Linked DNA regions of Mus musculus: region 2 is linked to region 1. Evidence: chromatin contacts called from ENCODE POLR2A ChIA-PET data. All regions are on one chromosome and are shown on one strand. The core of a region is the stretch at or near the end of the contact, and the rest is flanking DNA. Distances in the headings are between cores, read along the strand shown.

Region 1 (4,744 bases), core at 1,546-4,045:
AAGCTTTAGACTCAGGAAAGGATCCTGTCTCAGAAAATTACATAAATAAGGAGTTCAGCACACTTGCTGCTCTTTCAAAGAACCAAGGCTCAATACCCAATACCCAAATGATGGCTTACAACCATGCATGTAACTCCAGTTCCAAGGGACCTGACACCCTCTTCTGACCTCCGCAGGCACCAGGCACACATGTAGCACACATCATATACATAGGCAATACATAGGCAAATTACTCATATTTTTTAAAAAATCCAAAAAGCTAAAAAAAAAAAAAAAAAAAAACCAACTCTGGCCTCCACACACATACACATACACATGCATGCATGCATATACATGTGCATGAGTGTGCTCGAGCTTGCACGTGTGCACACAGACACAGACACACACACAAAGAAGAAGAAGAAGAAGAAGAAGAGGAAGAGGAAGAGGAAGAGGAGGAGGAAGAGGAGGAGGAGGAGAAAAGAAAGGAAGGAAGGCAGCCAGCCCCTTTCAAACAATAAATGTGGTGGTCCCTATCCCTGGATTTTCTATGCTCCAAAGTTCATAAAAATTTCTGTTTATTAGCTAGCCAGCTGATGGTATTTTATTATAGCAACCTAAATGGACTAAGACAGTATCTTTCTCACCACACAAGCTATTACACCTCCTATTTCTTCCATCCTTCCAGGTAGTAAACATGTCATCCTTCACTACAAATCTTTTTCCCCCAGAGAACAGTTTCTCTGTGCAGCCCTGGCTCTTCTGGAACTCTATAGACTAGGCTGACCCCAGGGATCCATCTGTCTCTGCCTCCCCAGTGCTGGGCCTAGAGGAGCACCTGACTTTCACAGCCGATCTTAAATCTCTTCCCAGTCACACTTAAAGTGAAGTTTTCTTCTTCTTTCCCAAATGAGCCACATAAATTCTATTCATCTTTTAGGCCCAGCTCAAATCACGCCTTTGACTCCCCATCCTTTGAATAACTCATTCAGTCTCCGTGGAAAGGCCTGCATTTCCAAAAGTCTAACAGCCTGGTACCTTCTCCAGCAGGATGGCTCTCTAGTCTGAAAAGAATCATCACTACATCTTATTCTACTCCTTTTTGCACCAAAAGACGCTTCAACTCACCCTGAGTAGTCTGCAAGGTGCCTCAAATTTCAGTGGAAGACTGCACTTGACAGGTGGGGAAATGAGATCATAAATCAAACCATTCAAGAGTCTACCTGACCTGGGCACTGGGAACTCAGGGAATTAAGTAAGGCCCAGTTGTTTCCAGACTCTGACTCTCCTTGGGAAGGAACAGAACAGCACACAGTAACAGTGGAACAAGTGAGAGGCAGTCACTGGGAAAAGACAATGGAGGATCAGCAGAGTCAGGGAGCGAGGGAGTGTTTCCCGGTTAAACACCAGACGGTAGGTTACCTTCCTAAAAGTCAGATGGAGGGAAATACAACCTAGGAACTTATGATTATCAACAAGTCTTTTTGACTAGAATGTATTATTTCCTCCCAGAGATCAACATTTATTTTGTATAGGATAGAACAATGCTTTCAATATATACACAGCAAAACGCGGATAACACTTAAAAATGGGACTGTAGTCACAGCCATTTTGAAGCAGAGGAAAATTTGCAAAGAAAGGGTTTCTCCAAGAAAGGACAGAAAGGACAGGACAAATACAACCTTTCGGAGGAAGGTATTCGAAAGACTGTCACAATCTGACTGCCAGGCTGATATTCAGACCTCAAATGCCCTTGGTCTCTGCCTCCTAACAAAAACAAATCATGTGCTCTGAGCAACAACTGTCAAGCCTGCAAATTACAAAAGATTTTTAATTTCCCTAACGGTAACTCCACATGAAAACACATTCAAAATAAAAATGTAACAACCCTTTTTGGCTATTTCTGTCAAAAGGCCTGATAATCACATAAGGCTACAGGATGTACTCTGTAACACACCCCACTCAGGTTTTTGCAATGACACTAAGTAGTAAAGCTTCCAGACTATTCTTCCATACCGCCAATCTCCCCTCACTTCCCCACTCCAAAACAGAACGGAGAAAGAAAGGTTACTAATCTGTATGTACCCGCCCAACAGCTCCCGGGTAGCAATTGCCTTCCAATTGCTCCTGCTTAGCCCTCTGAAACCTGCACAAGGAAATGGGGACAGATGTGTGAGCCGGCGACGGAGGACATCCGACAAGGGGCAGAGGAAATGCGGATGGTCGAGGACCAAGGGGAAGAGGGGGCGCCGGAGATAAAATGGTGAAGAGGGTCGAGGAGGGAAAGGAAGCAAAGTGTGGGAAGGAAAAGTGGGGGGTGGGGGTGACTAACGACCATAGAGGAGAAAGGTTAAAATGGTTGAGGAGAAAGGGGAGGGTTAAAGACAGGGAAGGGGGGACGAGGAGAATGCGAAGGAGGCTGTCACCGGGGGACAAAAGGGTGTCACCGGAAAGAAGGGGGATTAAGGGATGTCTCCCAAAGAGGTTTGCTCCTACTGGTGGATGGGGAACGCGAGCCGGAGGAGACAGAGGGAGGGTGCAGGAAGAAGGGTGAGACGGCTGCCCGGCGTCCTCGGGCCACCCTGCGGGGGGTGGGGGGCAGGCCGCGCTAGCTCACCATGGCTGCGTGGGCCTGGTCCTCCGGCATGCAGCCTCGGTCCTGCGTGCGGTGGCAGGCGGAGCCCGAGCCCGCCGCTAAGATCAGCCGGCTCGGGGGCTCCAGGAGGCTCGGGTCAGGCAGCGGCTCCGGGCTGGGCCCAGGCCTCGGCCTCGCTCTTCTGAACTACAGCAGCCGCTGCCGCAACCTGACCGAAACACAGACTCCGCCTCGCTCGCCGCGCCTGCTGCGCCCCGCCCCCCCGCACGAGGTCCCGCCCCTCTCCCTGAGCCTACCGCGCCCTGCCCCTTAGAAGTCCCGCCCCTCTCTCCCTTGCATGTCTCGCCCCGCCCCAAAGTGGTCCCGCCCCCTGAAGACCCCGCCCCGTCCCGGCGTAGACTCCATTCTCAAACGCCAGCCCTTAAAGGGGCCAACGCCCTCTGACGAGGCTGTAGTCTTTCCGTTTGGAAGAGCTTTAAATCTTACCTCCAGAAGACTGCAGCGCTTACCCTCATTCTTCAAAACTTAACTTCTGATTCATAGTCATTAATTTTTTTTTTTAGTCATTAATTTTTGTTGTCAACGTTCTTAGTGATTTTAGCATTCTGTTACATGATGTTGTTTTGCTGTTGTTTTCGTTTTGTTTTGTGAGAAAGAGTCCCTCCACATAGCATATGTTAGGCAAGTATTCTGCCTGCTACTGCGTCACATCCTCGGGCCCCACAATCTCAATTTTGACTATGGAGCTTTCCCTCTTTAACCTGCTTTTCTTTTTTCTTTTTAAAGATTTATTTATTATTATATCCAAGTACACTGTAGCTGTCTTCAGACAGCACAGAATAGGGCATCAGATCTCATTACAGATGGTTGTGAGCCACCATGTGGTTGCTGGGATTTGAACTCAGGAAGAGGGGTCAGTGCTCTTAACCGATGAGCCATCTCTTGGCTGCCTTCTTTTGATCTTATGTAAATGGTGTTTAGCTATGCTATATTTTTCCACCCTCTAGGTAGCTACTTCAAGTCCCTCTTCTCAGGCCTCCGATATTTCCTTCTTCATGCTCATTTAACTAATCATTTTTGCCTTCAAATCACTGACAAAGTAAATGGACAAAACAGAACATCTATATAAGTTTCCATCACTGACAGTGACTTCCAGACTACCTATAACTCCACTTGTATACTTTTTCCTTTCTGTAGCCCAGGCTAGCCTTCACTATGTAGTCCAGGTATGCTTCAACTCTCCATTTCTCTGCTGTGGTGGTTTGAATAGGTATGGCCCCCATAGACTCCTGTGTTTGAATGCCTGGCCCATGGTGGTTGGTGATACTAGGAAGAGTAGCCTTGTTAGAGGAAGTGTGTCACTGTTTCTCCAGAGCGCACACTTCTGGAGACCTAACCCCCTAGCCTCTTGCCACTGGACCATCTTCCATTTTAATCACTATCAAGTATACAGGTCAGGCAGGATTAAGTACTGGTGAAGCCATCGCCAAACAGGCACTCCAGAAGGCTGCCACTTGATTGTTTCCATCGTGTTTGTGGTAGTGGGAATTAACTACAAGGCTTTGCACATGCTGTGCAAGTGTTCTCCTCTTGGGCAACATCCTCAGTTGTTCAGACTCTGCCGCTCTTGCAAAACTGAATGTCTATCCCTATATTCTTTCTCACTGTCCCTTGGCAAGTACTGTGCTACCTTTTGTTGGAGGTTGCAGCAGTGCTGGGTATTAAGTTGATGACCTCACACACGCTATGCAAGCTCTCTACTACTGAGACACACCCAAAGCTAGCATAGTCCTGATTTTTAATCTCTGTGGATTTGATTACTCTAGTGATGGTTGTTTGGTGGGAGGCTGTGTATTGTGATGCTAAATTCTGTACTAATTCTCTCATTTACCAGCGTTTGTTGTGCAAACCTTGTTCCTTAACTTAAAGCTATTGGTTAAGTAAAAATGGTACAACCAATTACTGGAGGGATTAGAGGTAGGCAAGTTTTGAGTTACCTGGCTGATTGATGTTTGCAGAGAGAGAGAGAGAGAGAGAGAGAGAGAGAGAGAGAGAGAGAGAGAGAGAGAGAGGAGAAGAATGAGAGGGAAGAGACAGACAGAGAGAGACAGAGAGAGAGACATAGAGAGAGAGAGAGAAGGAGGAGGAGGAGGAGGAAGAAAAGGAGAA
Region 2 (4,744 bases), core at 656-3,155, 160 kb after region 1:
GCTCAACAGTGAGATTTCTGAACAGCAGTCTGTGTAGTTTGTCTAGGCACTGAACTATGATTTGCTTATACTAAGTAATCAGGAGTTCAGTTGAATTTGGTCCAATGACATTAATATCAGTGAGGAGCGTGTTGGTAATCCTTTTAAGTGTGTCTATCAGCTTTACGTTTTCATTATTCTCTTTCCAGCACTGAGGATCAGACTCGGAGCCCTTTACATGCTAGGCAAGTACTGTTACATTGAGCTGCTATCTGCCCAAATCCTGGTTTTTTGAGACAAGGTCTTACTTGGTAGCCCTGGCTGCTTTGTAACTCCTTTTCATATTGGCCAAAAATTCAAAAGATCCACCTACTCCCGCCTTCCTATCCCCTGCTGGGATTAATGGTGTACTCCACCACTCCACCATACAAGTCGTTTATTTATTTAAACATTTTATTAATTCTTTGTGAATTTCACATCATATGCCCCCACCCCACTCTTCTCCCCATTCCTTCATATCTGTCCTCTGCTCTTCCAATCTCCCCCAAACACCACAAAGAAAGAAAGAAGGAAAAGAAACAAAAAAGCCAAAACAAAAAAATGAACATGTTATTGTGGAAGCTATAAGTCTATTTTTTATTTTTAAAGAGATCAAGGCAAAGACAGGCGGCTTTCTGAGTTCGAGGCCAGCCTGGGCTACAGAGTCTGGCTTTGACCTGGTGATCATCCTGCCCCAGCTTCCAGAATGCTGATATTACAGCTGTAATCTACCACACCTAACATTCGGTTTTCACTTTCATTTCCTCTTCTGTTCTTTACCTTATCTCTCTGAAGTTTGGACACATTTAAAAATGTTTCAGATGAGGCAACTCTGGATTTTTTATTAGTTTGATAATCGCCCCAAGCTGGAAGGGTTGACTGGCTACCCTCTATCCACAGCTCCTGGGTCTGCTGGAGTCAGAGACAGGGGGAAGGGGATTGTCAGAGCATATTTTCTCCTCTGCAAATGGAAGCCATAGTATCTATTGTCACAAGATCATTATGAAGATTAGGTGGTTAAGTGTATGAAGCCTCCTCAGCTCGATGCCTAGAAGTAAGTTGGCAATGCTTGGTCCCTTCTCACTAAGCTTGTTCAGCTTTGGGGATTCTGACGGACATATCATGTGAGAGGTGTTTAGTTCTGGGATGTAGCAGGAAGTCGATGAACTCTGCAGAGACAATTGCCTCTCTGTAGCCTCTTAGCAGCTCTGGTCTGTGAGTCACAAGAAAATTTGTCATTACCTTGTAAATATTTAAGATTCAGCTGCTTCCCTTTATAAAACCCCACGTTTAGTGCCATACACTTTTTCTGCCTAGTAAATATCCACCTCAAGGACTGCAGTTGTGTGATTTGACCAGCTCTGAGTGAAGTAGGAGACTGGTCAAATAATAATCTCGAGGCTTGAGGGCGGGGGGGGGGGGTGTCATTAAAATAAACTAACAAAGCCTTCTAGTCTTCCATGAGTGTAAATTTAAATGAGAGGAAGCTAACACATTTAAAAAAAAAAAAGGAGGAAGGAGGGAAGCCGTTCTTGGTAGTTGTTTCTATGCCCACCTGAAACTAAAGAAATGGTTTTCGAACTATTTCTCAAGATTTCTCTGCTTTGTTAGTCCTGAGGTGATGCAAAACTGGACTGGATGCAAGGGTGAAGGGGTGGGGGGCTCCCTCCTGCTAGCTGCTCGACAGTGCTCAGAAGTCAGGAATGGTCGCGGAGGATTCAAGAAATGCGTGGGCTGTCGGACAGTGACAAGCCCGAGCCTGCACATCTACGGCCTCTCCCTGGGGCACAGCTAGGCAACCTGCCCCCTTTCCCGCCCGGGGGCCTCAGGCAAGGCGCCCGCAGCCAGGGAGCCTGACGTGAGAAGCGCGACGGTGCACGCGACCCTAAGCTCGCCGGCGTCCTCGCGCCGCTTCCCGGCGTCGGCGTGCTGGACCGCAGGACCCTCTCTCTCTCTTTCTCTCTCCCTGCAGGCCCGCTCCAGCCAGCGAGCCGCGGGTAGCTCCGACCCTTTCCCTCCCTCCCTCCCTTCCTCTCTCCCTCGGGGGCCCGCCCGCCCCCAGCTCGGGCGCCGATCGGAGCCCGCGCGCGCTCGCCCGCTCTCCCTCCTCAGCGCGGGTGTGTGCGCGCCGTCCTCCCACCTCCATCCCCTCCTCATTGTTTCCGGGCGACCGCCACGAGCCCCGGAACGAAGCCCCTCCCCCCACGCCCCCCGGTCTACCCCCTCCTCCGCCGAGGTTTGACGGGTGCTTGGGGGGGATCCCCAGAATTAAAGAAGAGGGAGCCCCTGAACCCAGCTCTGGGAGGCTCTGCTCCCCGCCTCCGAGGCTATCTCCTCCCATCCCAATCGGGATCCCAGGCTGGGGAGAGCCTCCGACTCCCCTCCCCCCTCGGCCGGGCGCCACTCTCCCTCAGCCCCCTCCCCTCAGCGGGTCCTCCTCTTTCTCTCGCTCCCTCCTCCTCCCCCTCCCCGTCCCTTCCCCCCCACAATGCAGTTCGCGGCGCGGCGGACATGGCGGTGGAGTCCTGAGCTCGTCGTGTCCTGGCCTCCATCGGCGGCGGCGACGGCGGCGGCGGCGACGGCGACGGGGGCGGCAGCGGCGGCGGGAGGCGGAGGGGGAGCCGGAGCCTCTGAGATGAGGAGGCGTCGCGCGCGCCTGTAGCTCGCGGGCTTCTCAGGTACGGGGCTGCGGGCCGCCGCGCTGCGCGGGCTGCCGAGGGGGTGTGCTCGGCCGCTGAGCCCGGGGGCCCCCAGCTTGTCCCCTTCAGGTGCGGCGCCTCGCAGGTGTCCGCGCCGCCGGAGCGCGTCTCCGCCGCCCCCTCGGGGCCTGGCACTTCCTCCTGGGCTGGAACTGGCTTCTGGTGTCCCAGGGGAAAGCCGAGGGAAGGAGGGAAGTCGAGAAGGCGGCCTGGGCGGCCTGAGGAGGGCTTTGGGGGGCCGACCTTAGGGAAAGCTGGGGCGCCCGTCCGGCCACCGAAACCTGTTGTAGACGGGGTAGGAGTATCTGAGTTAACGGGATTGGTCTAGCCTTCGCTTAGATCCAGTGCGTGTTTGTCTGTATTGTGTGCCTTTCTTTCACCCTGTGTATGTGTATGTATATATACACTTGTAAACACACACACACACAGCGTGTCCTCCCCGCCATCCCCCGGGCTTGTCCTTGTCGGGAGGGAGCAGAGGTAGGTTTGTGTGGATTTCGTTTCCTGCTCACCCGCCGTCTCTGTCCCCCGCCCCCCAGTCGAGAGGTGCTGGTACTGCGCGCTTTTGACGTGGGTAACTGTGAGATTCGTATTTGTAAACAGACAGCACTTCCCCAGTGTGTCGCACGCCTTCGCAAGTGGTTTCTGATCCTTTTGATATCAGGATTACAAAAGAATGAGGTGGTTAGACCTCAAAGAAGCAGCGGGATTTCTAGTCAGTACCTGAATGGGATTAATTACTGTTATCTTAACGTTGGTTAAACATTTTAAAAAAGAAGATTATCAAACTTTAAAGCAGACGAATCTTGTACCTTGCGTGAGATTTTAGTTTTAGTATACCATGTTTCTTCATTTCGATACAAAAGTAATTCCTTAAACATTTGACGTTCTGCGATCTTTTGTAATCTTAGTGTCCAGAAATGCAATTTGAATTGTGATTTGTTGGAATGAATTTAATAATTAGCTCGCGGAGGTCATATAACCTTTTATATCTATAGATGTATCCCCTCCCCCCTCCAGAGCGTACCTTGGAGCAGGAATGTGTTTGAAGCACTTGGTGAAACAACATACTCTGTTTTGAAAGGAATAAAATAAGATAATCCCAAGTGGATTTGATTATTTAGGGAAAATGCCATTCCCAAATGTTGAATTGTGGCAAGTTTTAAATGTCGACTGCGTGTGTATGCACTTAACATTTTCTTTACTCAGAGCCCATGTGTATCCCCTCAGAAATATGGTGTACACTTACATCCTACTACAGATTAGCCACAACTTGTAAAACTATGAAATATTGTTTGATTTGGCTTTTCTTAAGATAGCTCACGAGCATACAGTGTGCTTTATGGTGCCTTTATAAACAAATTATACGGAGGGCTTAAACACCATCAATGTTGGGAAGAGAAGTTTAAGCTGTTTCTCATTTTAAAAATATTATAAACAAAAGGAAGTTACCTTAACCTCTTAGATACTGTGCTCTTTTCTTTGCATAGTTTTATTTGGCTAGTGTAGAAAATGGTTAAAAAAAAAAAGTAAAGCTTCCTTAAAAGAGTCTAAAAGTGGAAGTGAAAGTGAGTGACATGTTCATGTTTTAAGTATGGTGAACATCTAACCATAGAAAGAAAGTCTTCGTTAGCTTTGGCCAAGATGTTAGTACAGTCAATAAGGTATTGACACATATATAATAAACTTACTTCAAATTTATAAACTGTAACTTACCTAGAATTACATCTGATTTTGGTTAATTTAAGAATAGTGCTTTGCATGTTAAATTTAAGCTTTAAAATGAAATTTTATGACTGTAATTGTAAATACTTTTATAAGGCAGCACTTGGAGGTGATTTGTTTTTGTTTTTCCGAGACGGGGTTTCTCTGTAGCCCTGGCTGTCCTGGAACTCACTTTGTAGACCAGGCTGTCCTGGAACTCAGAAATCCTCCTGCCTCTGCCTCCCGAGTGCTGGGATTAAAGGCATGCGCCACCACTGCCTGGTTTAAAGGTGATTTTTTTATTTGTTCTTATAGAGTGTACA

What was found. ChIA-PET counts read pairs that join two places held with the same protein, here RNA polymerase II (POLR2A).
Region 2: POLR2A ChIA-PET joins it to region 1 with 10 read pairs in Patski. The contact joins the promoter of Tut4 here to the promoter of Zyg11b in region 1. POLR2A ChIA-PET finds 5 or more read pairs at or near these places in 2 of 5 experiments (Patski and embryonic stem cell).

The regions. Positions count from the first base shown.
Region 1 is chr4:108,298,295-108,303,038 of GRCm38, forward strand. Zyg11b (zyg-ll family member B, cell cycle regulator) reads right to left here and starts at 2,796. Exons shown (of 14, transcript NM_001033634.3): 1 at 2,597-2,796. The coding sequence starts at 2,626.
Region 2 is chr4:108,457,505-108,462,248 of GRCm38, forward strand. Tut4 (terminal uridylyl transferase 4) reads left to right here and starts at 1,906. Exons shown (of 31, transcript NM_175472.4): 1 at 1,906-2,135; 2 at 2,513-2,696.